3 separate regions of the Homo sapiens genome follow, and regions 1 and 2 are each linked to region 3. A link is a contact called in ENCODE Hi-C or POLR2A ChIA-PET data. All regions are on one chromosome and are shown on one strand. Each heading gives the region's core, a stretch centred on a gene start or an enhancer-like site at or near the end of the contact. The rest is flanking DNA. Distances are from core to core; before and after follow the strand shown.

Region 1 (2,700 bases), core at 14-2,513, 160 kb after region 3:
CAGGTGTTATAAACTTTCCCTGCCAAGATGTGGCCTTTTCCTAACGAAAAGTTCCAAAGGAATGGAGATTGAGACTGGAGTAGTTTCTTAGAGGAGGTGGCTACTCCGATCCTCTTCACTCCAAAATAAAGTGTACTCCCGCTCACTTCCCTCAAAACAAATCCACCACTTATAAATGTGCAACCTGTGGGGCCATTTTTGAAACGTGTAATAAATAGGAGGATGTGGCCAATTTTCAGCTGAAACACTCCCCAGATATGCCTCCAAGCACTGTGTACACCACCATCTTGTAGGTGTTCTGAATGTCCCCAAGCCCCATGTTTTGCTCACGAGGCATGCCACCCTAACTCCCTGCTGCTGGAAATGAGAATATGTCTGAGGGTAACAGATGAACAGTAATAAATGGCTTCCATTTTCTTCATACATTTTTGATGGGCTGACCTCAGAGAACCAATCCCTCTAATGAAGTGGAAGGCATCCTAGAAGTGAGAGCTCACTTGTTTCACTTTCTTATTTGGAAAATGGAATGCTGGCGTGACCCCTTCTTAGCTATTCCTAATGTATTACTGCTCCAAAACACAAAGAGCAGGTTCAGAGATAACTTCTCCTTGCATCATTCGCCTTTTGGTTTTATGTTTGTCTCACAATAACTTTAGATAATGTGCCCTGTTTCTTTTTTTTCCACTGATTCAGCAAGTATTTACAAAGCCCCCAGAACACTGCTAGGTACCCTGCTAGGCTCCAGGGAACAAAAAATTCCCTGCTCTCCAAAAGGAGATAAAAATCAAGTGGGCAGAGAAGCCAATAAACGTGTAAAATGCGTTATCATACCAGGAGGTTATAAATGCTACAAAGAGAAATAAAACAGGAGTATGGGAGATGGGCAGTAACAAAAAGCTCTAAATCCAAACTTTACTACGCTGCTGTCAAAAAAAAAAAATATTCTATGCTCCCCCCAACCCTGTTTTGTTTTTTGTTTTGTTTTGTTTTGCCCTTGCAGCTTGCCAGCTCTAACAATAGCTGCCTTTTAAATAGTAGTCACTCTGAGGGATGAGAAATTACCTAATGGGTCCAAAGGACACTATTTGGGTGGGGGCAGCACTGAAAGCCCAGACTTCACCACTCTGCAATACCTGGAAGCAACAAAGCTGCACTTCTACCTCCTGAATCTAAAAACAAAACTAAAATAAACAATAGATTCTTCACTGCTGACTCCAAGCCCCTTTCTTAGGTTCGGTTTCCTCCCGCTTCTCTGACCAGGCGCTTCCATGGGCTCTGCATAAAAATTCGAAGATGATGGGATCCCCAAATCAGCTAGCAGCCCCACAGCCCTCCCGCCTTCCTCCCCTCTCTCCACGCCTCCCCCAGGCCGGCGATGCCGTCAGGGCCCGTGTCTGAGGCGTCCGGTGGATTCAGCAGAACAAACATCATAAAAAGATTATTTGCGAGAGGAGAAGACGATGCTGTGAGAACTTGGTCCCAGAGACCGTCTCAGAGCAGCAGAAAAACCGCAGGAAACCTAAGGAGCACGACCCTGACGGCGACGGAGGGGGTGCGCGCGGACAGCACTGTCACCTCCCGCCGACGCCAGGGCTCAAATCGGAACGAAGACTGGGCGGCCACAAATGCCGGCTTCTCCTTTCTTTCGCTGAGGCGGAGAAATCGCCCAGCGGTGCCCGGCGCGCCTCCCGCGGAAAGCGGGCGGTGACCATTCCGACAGGCCGTCCGCAGCGCTCCCTTTCCGCAGACAAAGCTGCCTCGAAAGGCGCTCCGCGGCTCCCGAGTCACCACGTTCCATTCGGCAGAAGAAAGCGAAAGCGGCCGCTCCCTGTCAGGCAGCCAGACAATAGCGGCGGGCAGGCCGCTCCACGCCAGCATCTTTGTTTCCCTCGCGCCGGGAAACGAAGTCTCCGGATACCACAGAAACCAGAAGCCGATACCACAGAAACCAGAGGCCGCTCTTCCCGCTCGGACGTTTACAGCGGGCGGGAGCGTGGCGGCCACCTCCGTCTTGGGGAAGCGGCAGGTTGAGCCCCGCACCTTGCTGTGCCCTCTAGAGCGAGCGGAGGAAGCAGGCGAAAAGCTGCTGCGAGATGTTGCGGCCTTGCAGACGTCTCAGCTCCTCCCGGCACGGCGGCCTGGTAAGGCGGGAAGTAGCGCCGGCCCCGCGCGGAAGGAAACGTGCAGCGCGATGCGGCTTAGCGCGGCTTTATAGAGCCGAGGCTTTATAGAGCCGCGCCCCGGCGACCCCTGCGGTGACTGCTGTCGGTCCGCGTTGTGTGTGTTCTCTGTTTCGGCCTCCGCTGCCCGCTGCGGCCTTGCCCCTGCGCCTCGGAGTAGCCGCCGCGGGCCTGTCTGCTGGAGCAAGGAGACCCGGAGGCCGTCCCAGGGGCGAGGGGGTAGCGGCCCCGGCCTCTTGGGCCCTCGGCCTCGCGCCCACCGAGCCCTCTGCCCGGGTTTGGTTGGGTGTGGAGCTTGCGACGCGCCCACTTCCTGGGCTGTGCTTCTGCCCGAGCTGATGCCTCGCCGCGACGCCAGGCCCTATCTTGACAGCGGGTGCCAGCAGGTCCAGGCCTACTGACGGGCGGAAGTCGGCCCGGTGCCCCCTCACACGCCCACACGCCGGGCGTGCCTCAGTTTCCTCTATTGTGACAGAATAGAGATGAGACGATGCAGGTTAAAATTACCTACCGGCGCATA
Region 2 (2,700 bases), core at 58-2,557, 220 kb after region 3:
ACCTGTAGCTACTCGGGAGGCTGAGGTGGGAGGACCCCTTGAACCCAGGAGGCAGAAGTTTCTGTGAGCCAAGATCACGTTGCTTCACTTCAGCCTGGGCAAAAGAGCAAGACCCTGTCTCAAAACAAACAAACAAACAAACAAACAAAACCTACATTTAAAATTGGCTGCCACTTATATGATATTAATGTTATGTTAATAATAATTCCTCATCCCATTCAACCAAATTTTTCATGATTGGGTGAAATTATAATAACAAATATGTTGCTGCAATTACCAAAGCTGGTTACTTACTGGTAACTCCAGCATGATTTTGGTAATAGCACTTCCAAAGTAAAAGAAATCTGTTGGCCAGGCGCAGTGCCTCACTCCGGTAGTCCCAGCACTTTGGGAGGCCAAGGTGGGAGGACTGCTTGCATCCAGGGGTTCAAGACCAGCATGGGAAACAGAGAGAGACCCTGTCTCCAAAAAAAATCAAAACTTAGCTGGACATGGTGGCACGTGCCTGTAGTCTCAGCTACTCGGGAGGCTGAAGTGGGAGGATTGCTTGAGCCCAGGAGGTCAAGGCTACAGTGAGGTGTGATCATGCCACTGTACTCAGCCTAGGCAACAGAGCAACACCCTGTCTCAAAGAAAAATCTCTTTAGGTTTTGGTCTAACCCAGCTGTTTACAACTGGTTTAGTTATCTACTGCTATGTAACATCACACCAAATTTAGCAGCTTAAAACAGCAAACATTTATTATCTCATAGTTTCTGTAGGTCAAGAATCTAGGAGTGGCTTACCTGCCAGGTTCAGGCTCAAGACCTATCACTAGGCTACAATCAAGAAGTCAACTGGGGCTGTAGTCAATTGAGGATATGTGTCCAGGCACACTCGTGGGAGGGTTAAAGGGAATCTTTAGTTCTGTGCCCTATGGGCCTCTACATAGGCTGCTCATGATGAGGCTTCCTCCAAAGTGAGTGATTCAAAAGAGAGGACCCAAGTGATTCAAAAGAGAAGACTCAAGATTATAAAAGACATTTCAGTCTTTTATAATCTAAGCCTGGACGTGGCATAGCATTGCCTCTGCTATAGTGCATTGGTGCAACGGGGGAGGGGACTACACAAGGATGTGAATAAGAGGAGGCAGGCATCATGGAGGCTGCTACCACAAAAAGCTTTGTTCTACACCAACACATCTGCAAGACAACATCCCTCCATAGGCAACAGTGACTCACTAGAGCTATCATTCTCAGCTGAGAGATTGACATCTCCAATTGCAGGTGGAAGTGAGAAAAGCATAAAGGGGGAATTTGCATATTACTATGTAAAAGTCTCGAGTGATTTTTATTTCTCACACACACACAAATGTCATTTTTCCTACTCTCATCATTTCTATCTTTCTTGCCTCCACCCAATCGTCAGAGCCATTAGTTTAACCCTAACACATGGGTTGAGTGTTTGAGAGCTTAAGGGTTAACATACATACATACATTTGCTTTAAAGGCGAAATAATTCTGGCTCCTTTAAAAAGTCAAGTGAGTCAAATAAGCCATTGATCTGGAGTTAACAGGGCTTTAGTAAGAAATTACAATCAGCTGGGAGGGAAGGCAGCTCTCACAGGACTCAAGTAAAAAGCAGCTTCAAAACATGGTAAGAAAAAGTCAAGAAGTGGAGACCAGACAAAAGGAAAGTGAGAAAAAAAACAAAACAAAAACACTTGGTTATAGCCTTGAACAACAATAGGCTGAGGAAATTTGAAGTCATTTTAGCTCCCATCCCCACCACTAATTTAGCATTAGACCTTTAACAGCTGAGACCAAGCTGAATCGAGTAACGCAAAACTACAGAGAGGGTCTGGAGTGTCCCGGTAAAGAAGAAAATAGCTAAAATAAATGGAATTACATCTTTACAAAGTAATGCTTTTTGAATCTAGAAGTTGTTTCATTTGTTTTCCACCTGCTTTATATAGCATTTGCAACCATAGTTGTGGTTTCACTCTACCTATAACTTTGCATTTTGCTTAAAAAAAAAAAAAAAAAACCTGCCCAGACTTCACCACTATGCAATGTATGCATGTAAGAAATCTGTACTCATGGCCAGACGCACTGGCTCACGCCTGTAATCCCAGAACTTAGGGAGGCCGAAGTGGGCAGATCACCTAAGGTCAGGAGTTCAAGACTAACCTGGCCAACATAGTGAAACCCCGTCTCTACTAAAAATACAAAAATTAGCCAGGCGTGGTGGCATGCACCTGCAATCCCAGCTACTCGAGAGGCTGAGGTGGGTGAATCGTTTGAACCCAGGAGGCGGAGGTTGCAGAGAGCTGAGATTGCACCGCTGCACTCCAGTCTGGGTGACAGAGTCAGACTCTGTCTCAAAAAGAAAAAAAAAAAAAAAAAAAAGAAAAGAAAAGAAAAAAAGATCTGTACTTGTACCCCGTAAATACATAACAATTTTTTAATTAATATACAAAAATAATTTTTAAAATAAATAATAGAAACAGTTTTAAAAACCATGGAAAATGCATGTTATTATTCAAACTTCAAAGGTATTCACTCCTTGCTCCAGCCCAGTGCTAGGTAAGAAGTCCCTGTCTTCAAGGAGCACAATCTGATGGAGAAGGCTAGACAGCAAAAGGCCACAGGTACCCTGATGGGATTCTCTAGAACAGGTAAAGGAGAGAAAACAGAAAGAGGAAATAAAAATAAAACATTG
Region 3 (2,700 bases), core at 146-2,645:
AGGGAGGTGGGAAGGGTGAGTTGGAGGGAGGACGCAAAGCCCTGACTTCAGCCCATTGCTGTTGAGATGGATCACCCTGACACTCTGAGGCTGCTTCCTGGGTCCATTCTGTTTTGTCGTCATCTATGTCCTTTGCCCATGTCTGGTTTGAGAGGTCACAGGGAAGTGAGCAGGGGCCAGCAATAGAAGGAAGACCTTGTGGGCTGGGAATTTTCAATCTGAAACTTCCTTGTGAAATTTTAAATTCTCCTTTTAACATGTAAGTTATTATTGAGGCCTTTAGGAAATAACTTACTGTCACTTTTGAACTGATAGGTGCAGAATCCCCAATTTTGTCTGTTTGTTTTTATTTTTTAACAGAGTCTCTGTCTGTCAACTAGGCTGGAGTGCAGTGGTACAATCATGGCTCGCTGCAGCCTCGAACTCCTCAGCTCAAGTGATCCTCCAACCTCAGCCTTCCTTATAGCTAGAACTACAGGCACGCACCACCACATCCGGCTAATTTTTTAATGCTATGTAGACACAGAGCCTTACTATGCTGCCCAGGCTGGTCCCAAACTCCTGGCCTCAAGTGATCTTCCCACCTCAGCCTCCAAAAGTGCTAGGATTACAGGCATTAGCCACTGTGCCCAGCCCCCAATTTTGAATTTAAATAATGTCACTTTATTGCAGACCATATAACTCTCCAAGTGTGTCCATGACAAGGAATTTGATTTTTAATGAGAGTAGATCTCTCCAAAGCCTGGGTGGATTTCACTGGGTAATTTTATCTGGCTGCTTTCTCCTGAAGACAGACAGGTAGATAAGGGTAAGTGTTCCAGAAAGTGAATATTTTACTTTGGAGATGAAGAGGACTAAACCAGCCCTCTAAAGGGTGTTTTTAAGGCCTTAGGTAGGATCAGCTTCATCTCAGATTTGCCCTTTTAAATTAGGTGATTGAGAAGAGAAAGAATTTTTCTAAATGGTGTCTTCTGCTAGGCTTTTTTTTTTTCCATGCAGAGCTGGTCTTAACTTGCAAATTTCATCTTAATTTCTTTTTTTCCCTTCTCGTTTTTTTTAATCCTCCCAGCTTAGTAGTATAGAGAGTGCATATAGAATATAGAGTAACCCAGAATTCAGCACTCCCAGTATAAAAGATTGCTCCTTTCAACTTTGGCATTCTTTGTGAAGAAAATCTGTGGAGTTGTAAGCAGAGAAAGTGGATGGGACAGTCTTCTAAAGGCAGAAACCAGTGACAGGAGGAAAACAAGAACCTCCGACAATTCTCAGACCACATAAACTAATTTAAATAGACATGATGCAGTGTGCCACATGGTCAGAAATGTGAAGAATTCTTAGGGTTGACATCGTCACCACAGTCAACAGGACTCACAGGAAATGCTAAGTGCTGGTCCTCCTTCAGCCCTGTGTTACGCTGTGTGAGTGCCTGACTCTGGGCCCAGGGCTCAGCAGCACGGTCTTCCTGTCCCAAAGGCTTATTCCACAAACACATCTGTCTCAGCTCCTGCGTGGAGAGAAGACAGCTCCTACTCTTCCTACTCAGTTAATGTAAAGTAATGAACAGTCCTAGAATGAGTTCAGATAGCTTTGTACACATGTTAATAAAAGTGTAAATAACAGACTCCGGACTGCATTAGCACTGTGGCTGTTACTGATATTTTCTACACACTTTACTTGGCAAAATCGAAAACCTGAAGACAGGTTTGGTTTTGTGCCAGCTGGCTCACACTCTAAATTGGCATTAGAAGGTGTATGTCACTATAGAAAAATGACTGTCCCTTCATAATGCCCACCATACTCTGGAGCCCAGGCAGGGAAGCAGCACGGCAGGGGGAGATGGAGGCTCTGGGCAGGGCCCCTGCAGGGCCCTCCATGTACACCAGCCCACCTGATGTTGGAGAACTGAGTTGGGCAAGTCATTTCTGCTCTCTGGGTCTGTTTTCTTATCTGTATATTGAGTGGTTTGGAATCATCTCCAAGGTTGCTTCCAACTCTAATGCTCTTTGAGGTTTATTTATACATGGAGGGACCCCTCGGGGGCACCTGAAGGTCACTCCCAAGCTCTGTTTCCATCAAGGGCCTCCCAACTTGTCCAAGCATCCAACATCATGCTGTGATTCCTTTTTCCTTTGCAACAAAACAAAGCACACTGAGGAGTTTCTTATTCAGTGTCAGTAGATAGACTGTTTTGAGGCAGCACAGTGACTGTGTTGAAGATATAAGACCTCCTTCCCTGAGCTCATGTGCTCGTTCTAGCTGACGTTGTCCTGAATACATCTGGAATCTGTGAAGTGTTATTTTCACTGCATGTTCTCTTTCATCTCAGCCCAGGTGTCCTAAACCATCATTAGGCCCCTGCTGAGATGATGGTTGTACTGTCTTCTGATCGGACTCTGTTTCTTGGGACGGTTGTCCTGAGTCACCTTCCGAGGCCCATGCTTTACAGCATTTCCTAGAGCAACGAGTCGAGTCTTCGAGTAAATCCTTTTTTTTTTTTTTTTTTTTGAGACGGAGTTTTGCTCTTGTTGCCCAGGCTGGAGTGCAATGGCACAATCTCAGCTCACTGCAGCCTCCGCCTCCCAGGTTCAAGCGATTCTCCTGCCTCAGCCTCCCGAGTAGCTGGGATTACAGGCATGCCCCACCACGCCTGCATAATTTTGTATTTTTAGTAGAGACGGGGCTTCTCCATGTTGGTCAGGC

Evidence for each region. A loop is a pair of places that touch in the nucleus more often than their neighbours do. ChIA-PET counts read pairs that join two places held with the same protein, here RNA polymerase II (POLR2A). Pooled maps may share reads with other maps.
Region 1: a pooled map shows a loop between it and region 3 (2.5-fold over the local background). The contact joins the promoter of LINC03027 here to the enhancer-like site in region 3. A Hi-C loop is called at or near these places in 2 of 168 maps with a recorded cell type or tissue (B cell and CD14-positive monocyte), 1 of 37 single-sample maps with no recorded cell type and 7 of 50 pooled maps. POLR2A ChIA-PET finds 5 or more read pairs at or near these places in 7 of 52 experiments (CD4-positive, alpha-beta T cell, CD4-positive, alpha-beta memory T cell, HEK293T and 4 more).
Region 2: a loop to region 3 is called in a pooled map, with 2.3 times the contacts of the local background. The contact joins two enhancer-like sites. A Hi-C loop is called at or near these places in 5 of 37 single-sample maps with no recorded cell type and 3 of 50 pooled maps. POLR2A ChIA-PET finds 5 or more read pairs at or near these places in 1 of 52 experiments (GM12878).

The regions. Positions count from the first base shown.
Region 1 is chr10:22,436,492-22,439,191 of GRCh38, reverse strand. It overlaps LINC03027 (long intergenic non-protein coding RNA 3027), which reads left to right and starts at 1,263. Exons shown (of 1, transcript NR_036533.1): 1 at 1,263-2,700. It overlaps LOC105376449 (a long non-coding RNA gene), which reads right to left and starts at 2,117. Exons shown (of 4, transcript XR_001747392.2): 1 at 2,041-2,117. RefSeq lists enhancers at 848-1,348, 1,356-1,515, 1,349-1,849, 1,816-1,865 and a silencer at 2,336-2,515.
Region 2 is chr10:22,377,743-22,380,442 of GRCh38, reverse strand. All of the region lies in intron 4 of SPAG6 (sperm associated antigen 6), which reads right to left. Among named protein-coding and RNA genes, the nearest start is that of SPAG6, 34 kb to the right of the region's middle. RefSeq lists an enhancer at 1,354-1,583. Within about 2 kb of position 1,307, at least 2 of the 41 ENCODE cell types and tissues checked have a DNase peak (open chromatin) inside an H3K27ac peak, as active enhancers do; they include GM12878, where a contact is called at or near this core.
Region 3 is chr10:22,596,011-22,598,710 of GRCh38, reverse strand. The region is part of intron 3 of PIP4K2A (phosphatidylinositol-5-phosphate 4-kinase type 2 alpha); the gene reads left to right. Among named protein-coding and RNA genes, the nearest start is that of PIP4K2A, 120 kb to the left of the region's middle. Within about 2 kb of position 1,395, at least 6 of the 41 ENCODE cell types and tissues checked have a DNase peak (open chromatin) inside an H3K27ac peak, as active enhancers do; they include B cell and GM12878, where a contact is called at or near this core.